3 separate regions of the Homo sapiens genome follow, and regions 1 and 2 are each linked to region 3. Evidence: chromatin contacts called from ENCODE Hi-C or POLR2A ChIA-PET data. All regions are on one chromosome and are shown on one strand. The core of a region is the stretch at or near the end of the contact, and the rest is flanking DNA. Distances in the headings are between cores, read along the strand shown. Region 1 holds the start of NDUFB5 (NADH:ubiquinone oxidoreductase subunit B5). Region 2 holds the start of LSG1 (large 60S subunit nuclear export GTPase 1). Region 3 holds the start of EIF4A2 (eukaryotic translation initiation factor 4A2).

Evidence for each region. A loop is a pair of places that touch in the nucleus more often than their neighbours do. ChIA-PET counts read pairs that join two places held with the same protein, here RNA polymerase II (POLR2A). Pooled maps may share reads with other maps.
Region 1: a pooled map shows a loop between it and region 3 (4-fold over the local background). The contact joins the promoter of NDUFB5 here to the promoter of EIF4A2 in region 3. A Hi-C loop is called at or near these places in 3 of 50 pooled maps.
Region 2: a pooled map shows a loop between it and region 3 (6-fold over the local background). The contact joins the promoter of LSG1 here to the promoter of EIF4A2 in region 3. A Hi-C loop is called at or near these places in 2 of 50 pooled maps. POLR2A ChIA-PET finds 5 or more read pairs at or near these places in 2 of 52 experiments (MCF 10A and naive thymus-derived CD4-positive, alpha-beta T cell).

The regions. Positions count from the first base shown.
Region 1 is chr3:179,603,062-179,607,387 of GRCh38, reverse strand. It overlaps NDUFB5 (NADH:ubiquinone oxidoreductase subunit B5), which reads right to left and starts at 2,594. Exons shown (of 6, transcript NM_002492.4): 1 at 2,449-2,594. The coding sequence starts at 2,572. It overlaps MRPL47 (mitochondrial ribosomal protein L47), which reads left to right and starts at 2,750. Exons shown (of 7, transcript NM_020409.3): 1 at 2,750-2,861. The coding sequence starts at 2,764. RefSeq lists enhancers at 2,009-2,098, 2,129-2,288, 1,727-2,593, 2,469-2,668, 2,594-3,460.
Region 2 is chr3:194,670,701-194,675,633 of GRCh38, reverse strand. LSG1 (large 60S subunit nuclear export GTPase 1) reads left to right here and starts at 3,443. Exons shown (of 14, transcript NM_018385.3): 1 at 3,443-3,570. The coding sequence starts at 3,472. It overlaps LOC124909474, which reads left to right. Exons shown (of 3, transcript XM_047449428.1): 3 at 1-1,970. RefSeq lists an enhancer at 1-1,137.
Region 3 is chr3:186,779,907-186,784,887 of GRCh38, reverse strand. EIF4A2 (eukaryotic translation initiation factor 4A2) reads right to left here and starts at 1,311. Exons shown (of 11, transcript NM_001967.4): 1 at 1,249-1,311; 2 at 411-456; 3 at 192-324. The coding sequence starts at 1,277. It overlaps SNORD2 (small nucleolar RNA, C/D box 2), which reads right to left and starts at 92; the gene lies at 23-92. RefSeq lists an enhancer at 406-635.

The DNA of each region.
Region 1 (4,326 bases), core at 1,345-3,844, 7.2 Mb after region 3:
GAGCCAGAATTTGAAGATAGGCAGTCTATCTCCAGAAAAAACAAAACAAGACAGGCTCTCTACTACATTAGAGCTTACATTCTTGTAGGGACAGATATAAACAACCATGTAAGAGATTAAAAGCTTTCATATCACAGTGACAGATGCAAAATACCTTTGAAAGCAGGTACACAGCTGAAAACACAGTAACCTTTAGTAAACATAGCTATTAGAACCTTCCCTGCTCTGATTGGAAAGGGCGCAGAACACGGTAATGATCCTTTGAGAACCCCAAGAAAGGGCAATAATGTGGAAAGAGAAACTGGGGGTGAAATTTTGCTGCAGTTTATCTCCAGCTGGATTTGATTGAATACTACCAGAGCGAGTATTTGAAGGATTTGTATTTGGCTATATGAGAATATCTGTAATCAGAAATGGCTTATAAAGGGATTTTCATCAAGGAATGTAGTTTTGTAACAAGTTCAAATTCCTGCTGGAAATTTGTTAAATACCACTGGTTCTTTGCATCATGTTTCCAGCAAATCCCTATGTATATTGCCTCATCCTGTGGAGTGGCATAATTCAAATTAAACTGGGAGAATAGGGGTAAAAAGAGAACAAGATATTTTGAGGCTGGAGACAACTTTCTGACTTTAAGTGTTTCACTTCCTCTTTACCTGCTTCTATTGCACAGGGCAAATAGCTTACAGTATATATCTAATGAAGAGGATTAAATAAATTAATACTTTAAACCCTTAAAATGATGCTTGAGGTCAGGTGGGGTGGCTCACGCCTGTGATCTCAGCACTCTGGGAGGCCAAGGCAGGTGGATCACGAGGTCAGGAGTTCGAGACCAGCCTAGCCAACATGATGAAACCCCATCTCTACTAAAAACACATAAAATTAGCCGGGCATGGAGGCGTGCAACTGTAATCCCAGCTACTCAAGAGGCTGAGGCAGGAGAATCGCCTGAACGCAGGAGGCAGAGGTTGCAGTGACCCAAGATCACGCCATTGCACTCCAGCCTGGGCAACAGAGCAAGACTCCGTCTTGAAAAAAATAAAAATAAAAAAGGATGCTTGACACGTAACAGGTGCTCAGTAAATGTTGGCTATTATTTAGTGACACATTATTTAATAATTGAGTCAGTTTCCTCATCTGTAAAATGAAAATAACATTGTAATTTCTTTGCAGAGTCTCTGAGATAATAAAGTACACTGAATATCAAGCATTTGATCTTTGCTATGATTATTCACACCGCCATGATGCAACTCACTGTCTCCAAGGAGGTCCAAATAGCCCTATTAAGACTGTATTGGTCAGGTGCAGTGGCTTACGCCTATAATCCCAGCACTTTGGGAGGCTGAGGTGGGCGGATCATTTGAGGTGAGGAGTTCGAGACCAGCCTGGCCAACATGGTGAAACCCCATCTCTACTAAATATACAAAAATTAGCCAGGCGTGGTGGTGTGCACCTGTAGCCTCAGCTACTGGGGAGGCTGAGGCGGGAGAATCGCTTGAACCCGGGGGGTGGAGATTGCAGTGAGCCAAGATGGTGCCACTGCACTCCAGCCTGGGTGACAGAGTGAGACTGTCTCAAAAGAAAAAAAAAAAAAGACTGTATTATGACTTTCCTGAGACCTAGGCACTTTTGCCTTCAAGGGCCCCTTCGTCTAAGTTATTAAAAATAATATTTTATGACTGCATTGGTATAAAACGAACATAATACAGGCTGGATTCGTTATCATATTCATAAACATTATGGTTTTTTTAAAAAAGAAATTTAAATTAAAAGACTTTCGTAGACCCCTAAAACTATCATGGGTTCAGGCAGGAGAATCGCTTGAACCCAGGAGGCGGAGGTTGCAGTGAGCCAAGATCGCGCCACTGCACTCCAGCCTGGGCAACAGAGTGAGACTCTGTCTCAAAAAACAAACAAACAAAACAAAACAAAACAAAAACCTCTCTTCCTCCCCAGTTCATCTGCATCTCATTATTGGGCGGCACGGTACTTACTGTGCCTAAAGAATAAGTTGGCCCTGAGCCTCTTTACCTGTCTACATATTACCTGTCTTCATATTCCTTAGCATAGGTGGGCTTCTCGGCAAGATGACTTTGCATCTGTGGGACTAGAACCTAGCCTTTGGGCAGGTGGAACGCAACAATAAGCTTGTGCCCTAGAGATACAGATCTCAGCTCTATACCTTTCTAGACTCAGCTTCATCCGCAAATTAGCATTAATTGGGATGGTGAATAACAACGTTTTAGAAATGCTAATAATGTAAACACGATCTATCTGGCTACTTCAGGAAAACCCCTCATATAGCTCGTGCTCCGTCTCTCCTGTCAAGCCCCAAGCCCACAACTTGTCCCGGCTCCCTCCGGATCCCACCAAGGTCACCCTGGAAGCGTCCTCCCTTTTCTCGCCCCGCACCCGCTTCACGCCCGTTCTCCCTAGGCCAGCACCCACCAGCAGCCTTCGGAAAGCCACGAGTGAGGAAGCCCCCAAATCCGAGGCGAGTGCCAAGGGGCCGGCCAGACAGAGCTGCCACCGCAGTAACCGAAACCCGCCGCAACAAACTCATGGCCGCCATGGCTACTACGGGCAGGAGGAAGAAGGGAGGCGGGTCACGGAAGCTGAGAGAGCCAATTTACCAATGAGGACAAAGGCAGGATGTGGCCATCTTAAGTGAGGGCAAGTTTTCTATTCTCCTCACCGCCGGCTTGAGACGCCGGAAGTGACGCTATCGTTGGCGGAAACGCGTTTTGCCAGTTATGCGAAAACATGGCTGCGGCCGGTTTGGCCCTTCTTTGTAGGAGAGTTTCATCCGCCCTGAAATCTTCCCGATCGTTAATAACTCCTCAGGTCCCTGCCTGCACAGGGTAAGTGATGTATAAAGTAGGTTTGCCCACCTCTCCAACTTTGGATCTTGTTTGGTTGCCGAGATGCCGAGATGCCGAGAACAACTCAAGAATGGAACGGCCGCCTGGATGGCAGAGCCGGAGCCCACTTTGGTGAGGAGTGAGTGACCTTGGAGAAGTCGCTCACCTCCGACATTTCTATTCCTTCCTCATTTTGTTGCTGCCTGCTGTGGACAAGACAGTATATGGGGTTTGTAGATGTCCAGCATTTGTTGAAGTAAATACATCTATAAGTACAGAAGCATCCTCTTGGGCTGGGTGAGGTGCGAAAAACTTTACCGAAGATGTTTTTGTTGTGATACTCAAGTCTGTGTCAAGTTTGGATGGATTAAAAAAGAAGAGATATTTGTATTTACAGGATGTGTTACAATGAAAGTAACTGGTAACTTAGTAACTTCTTTTATTTATTTATTTTTCTTGGTCCTGGATCCAGTGAAGTATCCATTTATTACATTGGTTGCCATGACTCTTTAGTCTCTATCCGGAACAATTTCTTTTTTTTTTTTTTCTTAATGTTGTTGACATTTTGATGAGATTAGCTTTTTAAGAATCTTATTCATTTGGATTTGTCTGATTGTTTCCTCATTATAAGATTTAGGCTAAATATTTTTGGTAGGGATACAACACTTGTGATAAACTTCATTATTTAGTTTCAAATCATCTCAGGTCGTTAACTATTTTTTAAAAACAGGATTTTTGAATTACTGCATAATAATTTATCATCCAGATGCACAGTAATTTTTAAACCATTCTTAGCTGCGTATTTACATAATTAAAAACTTGACATCCTATATAGTGCTTTAATAAACATCTTAATTTATAAATTCCCATCTATAATAATTTTTTCAGTTGAAACTTCTAGATGCAGAATTACTGAATTAAAGGAGGAAGTATTTGAGGCTCCTGATACATGTTGCAAAATTGTGAGGTTTTTTTGTTTTTGTTTTTTGAGACAGGGACTGACTCTGTCGCCCAGGCTGGAGTGCAATGGTGTGATCTCAGCTCACTGAAACCTCTGCCTCCCAGGCTCAAAGCGTCCTCCCACCTCAGCCTCCCGAGTAGTTGGGACTATAAGGCACGTGCTACTATGCCTGGCTAATTTTTGTATTTTTGTTAAAGATGAGGTTTTGCCATCTTGCCCAGGCTGGTCTTGAGCTCCTGGGCTCAAAGTGATCCTCCCACCTCGGCCTTCCAAATTTCTGGGATAACAGGTGTGAGCCACCGTGCCCAGCCCACATGTTGCAAAATTGACTGCTCTTTTTACCTGCGCTTGCACCCATTAGCAATGTAAGAAGGACCCAAAAATGTTACCTTAAAATATAATTGTGTAACTATGTTACCTCTGAAATTATAAGGTAGCAGCTTCTATAATGCAGTATTAACAATACTTTCTAAAGCATTTTCAAAATTTATTGTGGCCAAGCAT
Region 2 (4,933 bases), core at 2,194-4,693, 7.9 Mb before region 3:
CAAAGTTTGTTGCTGGGTGTGGGTTTCAGAGCTTGTAACTACATTTGTTGAGACGCGGTAGAAATCAAGCATTATGCAACCCCATGAATAGGGAACACTCCCTGTGTCACTATTTAGAAGCTGGGTGCCAGGCTTCCAATCCCCAAATCAATGCAGCCTCCTCCAGGAGCCAGCTTTTCAGAGAATCCTGGCTTTAACGGAAGCGTTCAGCTACGTGGGGAATCGGGAGGATCTGGCCCATCTTCCAGTCACAAGCCTGGTGGGCGACAGTTTCCGCTGGCGTGAGAAAGCAGTGACAGGGGTTCGGCTAGGTATTGCTGTTCCTGAAGTGTGTGGGTGAAATGGTTTCTGCAGTTGGAGGGCAGGGACCTGGACTGATTCATCTTTGCAACCCCCTCACTTGGGCAGCAGCCAGCACCTTGCTCCACCCTCCGTCACCACCATCATCACTCCCCCACGATCTTACCTCCTTCCTTTTAATCTGGGTCCCATGATCTTGTCTCATCAACACCTTCAATTCCTTTCCTCCTTGTCCTTCTCACTGAACAGTTATCCAGCTGGGCTTTCACCGTCATTGCTTAGTTTTTGGGGAAAGAAAACGTGTTCAGCTGTGCCAGATGATACCCCCACAAATTACTAGGCAATCACCTTGCAGCATTATCTCATTTGTTACCTCTTCAGGGCAGGAATTGTTATTAGCCTCATTAACCAGATGAGAAGACTGAGACTCAGTTGTCTGTCATCGGTAGATTTTCGTAACGTCTTGGGAGAAATATTAGGATTATCTATCCTTTTCTTGTCAGCTAGGAGTAGTTGCTGCTAATTAAATCTTTATGACCTTTTGACTCCTCACCACTCCTGATTATCACTTTGGTTTATTTGGTTAAGTTTTTTTTTTTTTTTTTGGAGACGAAGTTTCGCTCTTGTTGCCCAGGCTGGAGTGCAGTGGTGCGATGTGGGTTCACTGCAACCTCTGTCTCCCGGGTTCAAACAATTCTCCTGCCTCACCCTCCCGAGTAGCTGGGATTACAGGTGCATGCCACCACACCGGGCTAATTTTTCTATTTTTAGCAGAGACGGGGTTTCATCATGTTGGCCAGGCTTGTCTCCAAACTCCTGACCTCAGGTGACCCACCCGCCTCAGCCTCTCAAAGTGCTGGGATTTCAGGCGTGAGCCACCACGCCTGGTCTTATTTGGTCAAGATTTTTTAAGCCCTTAGAAAAGTAACAGTGGAAAACCAAAGTGTTTATTTTCTCCAGAGGTGACAAAATCTGGAAAAAGAAACTAGATGAAGTCCCAAGTTCCTGGTTGAGCTCTAGGAATGAGATGGTGAGTTTCTTTATCTCACCTCCTAGTATTATTATTAAAATGTGAAATCTTACTTCATGAGTTAGTTTGACCTTTAACCACTTAGCTCTGGAGAGAATGCCGGGAGCTGTCTGCTAATTCTATTTCGTGGGTCTTCTTCATATCTTACTTCTGGAGATTATGTGTAGGATTTTAAAGATACACTGTTTCTAAATTGAGAAATGGGAGAAATGATGTTCTGATGCATTCCTTTGCTCATCTGTGAGCACTGCCTTCTCAAAGCGTTGCCAACTGCTTCACAGCTTGCCAGCAGTCCCTTGGGCATTTCCCAAAACTCACTTCAATTCAGTAAGAGGGGTAAGGTGCAGCACACAGAAACCCTGGCAGGGAATTCAGAATGGGTGGGAGTCTGGACCCAGTTTCGCCTGATGCTAACTTGCTATGACTGACCTTTAGCCAGTCCACTTCTGTGTCTTCATTTGCACCAGGAAAGAGTGGACTACGCTTGCTACTCAAAGTGTGACCCAAGGACCAGTACTATGGGTATCACCTGGAAGCTTGTTAGAGCCACAGGCCTCACCCCAGAGCTTATGAATCAGAATCTGCATGTTAACAAGATTCCCAGGGGATTTATATGCACATTAAAGTGTGAAAAGCCCTAGGTTAAACAGATTCTTGATCCTATTTATTTCTTTTTGGCTGTTGTTTTAATTGACAACTAAAAATTGTTTATTACTTACGTTGTACCGCATAATGTTTTGATATATGTGTACATTGTGGAATGGCTAAATCAAGCTATGCTAGGTAATATATGCATTACCTCGATCCTATGATTTAAAAATACATGTTTGGCCAGGCGCAGTGGCTCATACCTGTAATCCTAGCACTTTGGGAGGCCGAGGCGGGCGATCACCTGAGGTCAGGAGTTCGAGACCAGCCTGGCCAAAATAGTCAAACCCTGTCTCTACTAAAAATACAAAAATTAGCTGGGTGCGGTGGCACGTGTCTGTAATTCCCGCTACTCGGGAGGCTAAGGCAGGAGAATCACTTGAACCCGGGAAGCAGAGGTTGCAGTGAGCCGAGATCATGCCTTTGCACTCCACCTGGGGGACAGCGAGACTCTGTCTCAAAAGATAAAAATAAATAAATAATACATGTTAACAACCCTCATTCCCCACTCTCCCCAGGGGTGTACAGGCTAGTGACAAGACTTGGGTTTATTCCTGACACTGCACGCACTCAATCTACGACTTGCTCAAGCTGCTTCCTCTCTCCAAGCATCAAAACAAAGAGATGGTTCTCTGGATCAATGAGAATGTAGTTCACCAGCCACTCTAAGCTGACTTTCTATTATTCCCATTATAGGGAAATCAAACATTCAAGTGAGGAACAAAAGCCCAGGCCTCTAGGAGTGGAGCTGGCTCACTGTTTTCACTTTCATTTTAATTATTTTTAAAAAGGGTAATGAAAATATAATTAGAACTGTTTAAACATTTTTTTTTTCTTTGAAATAAAGCGTAAGTCACTTCCTGTTGGCTTTTCCTACAACCTTGCCAAGCTCTGGAAATACTATTCAGCCTCTCATTCCAAATTCACATCCAGGCGAAGACTTTTCTCCCCAGTTCGCAGCTGGGGTCGGCTAGATAAACAAAAAGTTAGTTGCTGTGCTGGACCTCGGAGAGACCACACCTCGGGACGCCAGCAGAAAACCAGCGCTGGGAAACGCCCCCGTCCCAGCGCCACCGAAACACTCTTCCTCCGAGTCTCCGCGTCCTCCTGACGGAAGCAGCGGAAGGCGGAGCTAGTGCCGCGAATAGGAACCGCCATGTTTCCGACGTGCTCTAGTTTCTCGCCGGACGCTAAAGACCGACGCACAAATTAAGAATGGACCATTCTTTTAACTCAGTCATTTATCCAAACTCGAGACATTCGCCAGGAAATCTATCGAAAATTTCCCAGAACCATTTTTTCACTTATATTCTATAATACTGGTAAAATCGAGACGTAAAAGGAGAACTTGAGAACAAGTCATTCTGCTTTCCCCTCTCAAGTTTGAGCCTGAACTACTTGGGCTCGCTTATCGTCACTTCCGGGGATCGAACTGTGAATCCCGGAAACTGCACGCGCCGAGCCGGGAAGCTTCGTCCAGCGGTCGTGTTGCCATGGGCCGGAGGAGAGCCCCGGCCGGTGGGTCGCTGGGACGGGCCCTTATGCGCCATCAGACTCAGCGGAGCCGAAGCCATCGTCACACTGACTCCTGGGTAAGACAGACCATGTCATCTTTCTTATCTTTTCTGTCTAGCCTGAGTGCTGCAAAATTCGGGGTCAAAAGTCAGATAAGTTTTGCAGGAGGGACGCCTCAGCCGGGTTTTGAAGGATGAGTTGGAGTTTCTGCCAAGCTGAGTAGCAGGCCCTCCTCCTGGCAAGGCCCAGAACACAAAGGTAGGAGAAGCTTGAAAGAAGAGTTAGTGTGGTGATGAGGCGTGGAGTGAGAATCTGAAGAGTCTTCAATGCCAGGTCTTGAGTACGTTTGGGTTTTGCCCTAGAAGCCACTGAAGTGCTTGGAACTTCCAGAGCAGGAAAAAGACAAAACGTATTTTTGTATTGATTTGTTCAAAGAATGGATCCTCCAGAAGCGGTTGGTTACTGCCAGAAATATAAAATAATTCAGATCCTTGCCTCATCCTTGCGAAGCACCCCCTAGTGGTTTAGCTCAAAGATAAATCATTGATTTTTCAGGTGTGACAAGACCTAATATTTTACTAGGTTATAGAAGGATCTTTAAAAAAATGAATGAAGTGATTTGGCTTGTGTTCATCATTCTAGTCGTTATTTTCACCATTCATTCCCCCGGGAATGAATGAGAACATGTTGAGTGCTAAGATCGTGTGCTAAATTTAGTTAAATATGTCCCTGGAGCTAAGTAAGCGTGTGCCACTGTCACACCAGCTGACTTTCATCCATATAGTCTGCAGAGTAAACAGCATGGAGTGCTTATCAGTATTCATCAGGTCAGAGTTACTCTGGACATTAGATTACTGGTAATTTTTATTAGCTTTGAAGCAACTTGTTACTAATGAAGCCTTTTAGGAAACTGTGGGAAGATTGAACATGAATGGTAAAGAATTGGATCCTAATTCCTTATTTTTGCTGATTCTATGCCCACTTAAACTTTTGGCCCTTAATATTTATTTAGGAAATTCATTCATCATTCAGTTATTCATTTTTAGAGACAGGGTCACACTCTGTCACCCAGGCTAGAGTGCCAGTGGTGTGATCATAACTCACCAATTCACTACAGTCTCAAACTTCTGGGCACAAATAATCCCCCTGCCTCAGTCTCTTGAGTAGCTGGCATTACAGGTGCACACCATCAGGCCTGGTTGTTTGGTTTTGTTTGTTTGTTTTGGAGAGACAGGGTCTTGCTGTGTTGCCCAAGCTGATCACAAACTCCTGGCCTCAAGCAATCCTCCTGCCTTAGCCTCTTGAGGAGCTGGGGTTACAGGCACAAACCACCACGCCTGGCAATTTTTTTTTATTTGTATCTATACTAAGTATATAGCTTAGGGTGATGGTTATCAAACTCTGGGTTGTGTCTGGAAGTCAATTTAGTGGTCTGCAGCT
Region 3 (4,981 bases), core at 62-2,561:
TGGAACATTATGCCCAAATAATCAAGTGATCAGCAATGAGTATTCTCTTCATTTCAGGTCAGTCCCGAAAGATGATTGCCATCATTTCACTTTAAGGAATACAAACAGGTGCTAGTCCCCCAGAGGTTACTTTCCCTTTTATGGTTCATGTCTATGTAGAACAATTTCCTAAAAATGCCAGTTTCTTTTACCTTTAATACAGGGAATAATAGCTCTCTGCTGAATAGCGGAAGGCTTCTCAAAACCGTAAGCATAGATGCCACGAAGGAGAGACTCCTTTAAATTCATATCATCAAAGTTATCAACAATCTCATTCCAGTTGCTCTGTAAGTTAGAAAAAATAATGCACGCATAAATGAGATGAACACACTCACCTTTCCAAAGCTTCAAGATCCACAACCGTTTCTTACCTCGATGACACCATCGGGGTCCATTCCCTCTGGGCCGCCATGTTCTCTGCTGACAAGAATACTGCAGTCAGACACCCCTTCCAGGCCACCTCAACTGCACCTTAAGCGCATAGCCCTTTGCAACCCGTCTCAGCACGTTAGCCTCCCCTGCACAAGCTAAAGCAGCAGCCTCAGGGCGAATATCCACACTGTGCGCCTTCCCTAAAGGTTGGGGCCTGCGGATGCCCGGAAAGGCAGCCCCCCAGGCCCGAGCGCATGGCGATCCCGTTTCAACTGCGGAGCGTCTCGCGAGAGCTCGGAGCGCCGAACTCCGCCCCCAACAATGCGCAAGCCGGGTGATTGACGCGGGCGGAGCGGCCTGGCGAGGGCGATGCCAACGGTTCACCGGCACCGGTCCTGTCCCGTCGCCTCCGCGCCGTGGCCGAGTGGAGACCGCTGCCTCCAACCCTTCCCCAAGTAAAGCCTAGGACCCTCCCCCAACTCGTGTGGATGACCGAAAATAAAGCTTCGGGTCCTGGTTACAGTGTACCGAACTCGGACTGCGCCACGGCTTTTTACTCCATGTTTCCCGTGCTCTACACTGGGAAGGAAAGCAGCCGAAGTTTCGTAATGTCTTAGAGAGGAAAAACGCCCTTTAGCCACTGCTTTCGCACCACCGTCCTATCTCCCCACAATCCGGGCCCTACCCATCATGGAAGCTTCTGGAAGGGCACAGGAGTGCTGTACCCTAAGAAAACGTCCATTAATTTAGAGTTTTTGCCTCCGTGCCATCCACTATCATCTCCCCTGGCGCCCTATGACCTTCACTACAGACCGCGACCGCCAACAGACTGCATACCTGTTATAATCCGCGGAGCCACCAGACATGATCCGAAAAACCACTCAGCGCCCGACTGAAAAGACAGCGGCGCCCAACCACCCGTTTTTTATAGGCTCGTGGCCGGAACCCGTTTCTTGCGGAGGAATTTTCTCGCCGTGCTTCGGTCAGCTACAAAATTGTGATCCTGGGGTCGTTACCTCGGATAAAATCCTAAGCAAGTTGGTAGAAAAACCCAAATGTGGTAATTTCTCGATATTACAGGGTCGCTGGAAATCCTAGGGCCCGGGGTTGGGTTGGGACTCTTTACCTCGCGGCGGAAGAATATAGCTGCGGAGTTAGTTAAACCTCGCTTTCCCCGCCCGCCCTGCTCCTACGGGGTTTCCGCGTCCCTGACGCAGAGGCGGGCCGGGGGAGCCGCGCCGGAGCCGGAGGCGGAAACCGGAGATGCTGTTCGTCGGGCGGCCGGGGCTTCCCGCGGGTGACAGGTCCCGGCTCGCGGCTCGCTGCCGGCACTCAGGTGCGGGAGGGGAACTCGGTTATTCCGCTTGCTCCCACCGCTGTTTAATTCCACAATGAAGACCTGCCTGGCATTTAGCCCGACCGTTAACATCCATTCAGATCTTGGAAACGTAAAATTCCTGCTAGGGAAAATGTCGGCCACCCAGCGAGTCCCGGGAAGTCCGGTTTACCGGTACATTTTGCAGCGCGAGAAGGAAAAATGGAGTGTCATTTGCAGATGTCTCTGGAGTGGCCAATTCTATTCTCATATCATTTCCGGTCTCTCGCTTTCTTTTTAAGAGTGTTACTGATTTTAACCTAACAGGTGTGAGGAATGCCTGAAAAAAATCATAAACTTTTGCAAATGGATAGAAACTAAGCAGTAATTTTCCTTGGAACGCACGAATTTAAATGGACGCTTTGGCAGATACAGCTCTGTGCCGCTTTGGGACTACATCGGTTTTGATTCCGTCTATATTGGTCATTTTTTAAAGGCTGTAGACTTTGCCGATATATAGTGAAATGTTGATTTATTGAAATTCAGAGCAATAATATCCTTGCTGCGTAAACTGCACGGGTCTTTAAGCTCCAGACGTTTTCAATTAGCCCCATCTCAGGTCTCTCGACAAAAACAAAAAACAATATATGTAGTCATTTAACTTTAAAATACAACCCTACCCATGGTGCAAAATATCATCGAGACTATCAGGGTAACATTTTCTCATATTTCAGAAGGCCAACTTAAAGAATCATTACTGGGAAAGCTGACTCAATTTTCTATATTATAGAAGATATTCGGTTCTAAATACTACTTTTTTAATACAAAAATTATTTATTTATTTGAAAATTCTTATCGTGCCAGGAACTAGGACAAAGATTAAGAATACCAAGATGGCAAAGTGGGCCAGGCCCTCAGTCCAGTGGTACTGCTCCTCATTCATCCCTCTGTAATGTTCGAAATCCAGATTTGAGGTGATGCCAGATATTTTCTGAGAATGATGGTCGTCAGACATCCTTGTTGTCTCATCCAAAATCTACTAAAAATATCCTGAGATCTAAGAAATTGAAAAAATACTAAATCGAAAAAGTGACCAACCGTTTGGTTTCACTTGAGCCTTAGGGTGAAAACAATTGATCATAGGGTGATACCAATCAACAATTAACACTTAATCGTTGGTTGTTTTCTTTAGGATTAGCACTACACTAGATGGTGTAGGATTTTCAAGTCTCTTAAGAGGAAATAAAGGCTAAACTCTATGGTATAGGTTTACAAGTGCTAAGTAAGTTTCAAGGTAAGAAAACTTCAAATACAGTCAAAATCCACACCCACACTGCCTGTAACCTTACAGTGTATTCCTAATAAATGCAGTGATTACCACATTTGCGTGTGCTTACTAAATAGTAAATAACATTTGTAACTAATAAATGAATTAAAGATCAAAACGTATACTTTAACAAAGTTTTGCATATCAACACAGAGCGTGCTCTTTTAAATTTAAGTGATTCTGCTTACCTGGAATCTGAAATAAGATAGCCTTCTCAGTGAACTATAAATGCTTCTTTGTCAACCTTTAGTGTTTGAAATCATTTATACTGCAAATAATCCTAAAAGTCAGATTATTTCCCTATCTAAGCCAACTAAGGTAGTTTAGTTTTGCTCTTCAAGAGCCTCAGCTGACAATTCTAAAGCTATCTAGCAACCAGAGAAGCAAAGAATTAGTACAAATCTGTCAGTGCTACATGGAAAAACAATAACAAAACCTTAAAAGAATATGCTTTCAGACGGGCGCGGTGGCTCATGCCTGTAATCGCAGCACTTTGGGATGCCAAGATGGGCAGATCACGAGGTCAGGAGATCAAGACCATCCTGGCCAACATGACGAAACCCTGTCTCTACTAAAAGTACAAAAATTAGCTGGGTGTGGTGGTGTGCGCCTGTAGTCCCAGCTACTCCGGAGGCTGAGGCAGGAGAATCGCTTGAACACGGGAGGCGGAGATTGCACTCCAGCCTGGGTGACAGAGCAAGACTCTGTCTAAAAATAAATAAATAATAAAAAATATGCTTTGTGTTGATAGTGACATCTTCCTATAAAAAGTACCATGTACTCTCATCATTCAGGGCGCATTTGTATGCCATCTTGAGATTCTTACATTATTTTGAACCCATCAGTTGATTTTAAGTGATAGCTGCACATTTAAAGCGGTGTCTAGATAATCTATTGATATATAGACATTTGTTAAGGTATGTGTTTTGGATCTAATTATTACGTATTAATGTTGTTATTTAGTAATAATAAAGTATAAAGCACAAAGTATATAGTACATGCTGTCCTTACATCTGTAATTTCAGTGTTTAAAAATAACTGGGCCAGGCCCGGCGGCTCACGCCTGTAATCCCAGCACTTTGGGAAGCTAAGCCAGGTGGATCACGAGGTCAGCAGATTGAGACCATCCTTGCTAACATGGTGAAAGCCCATCTCTACTAAAAATATAAAAAATTAGCTGGGTGTGGTGGCATGTACCTGTAGTCCCAGCTACTCAGGAGGCTGAGGCATGAGAATCACTTGAACCCGGGAGGTGGAGATTGCAGTGAACAGAGATCGCGCCACTGCATTCCAGCCTGGATGACAGAGTAAGACTCCACCTTAAAAAAAAACAAAAAAACAAAAAAAAAACACTGCCCAGAGCTGGATAGAGATGGTGGTGCTACTCACCTCTTTTTCTTTTTCTTTTCCTTTTTTTCTTTTTTGGCAAACCCAGGATAATCTCTGTAACCTCTTTTTATTACACAGTTTCTGAGGAAATTAGAGGCTAGGTTCTGCTTGCCTGTGACCCCTGACGCAATTTGGAGGGTTGAACTTACTGCCATGTTCTTACACTATAACTTAAAAAACATTTGTGGTTGGGCATGGTGGCTCACGCCTGTGATCCCAGCACTTTGGGAGGCTGAGGCAAGCCGAACAATTGAGATTAGGAGTTCCAGACCAGCCTGGCGAACACGGAGAAATCCAGTCTCTACTAAAAATAAAAAAATTAGGCTAGGCATGGTGGCTCATGCCTAATCCCAACACTTTGGGAGGCCGAGGCGGGCGGGTCACTTGAGGTCAGGAGTTCGTGACCAGTCTGGCCAACCTGGTGAAACTCCCTTTCTACTAAAAATACAAAAATCAGTCTGATGTGGTAGTGTGCTCCTGTAATCCCAGCTACTCAGGAGGCTGAGGCAGGAGAATTGCTTGAACCTGGGAGGCGGAGG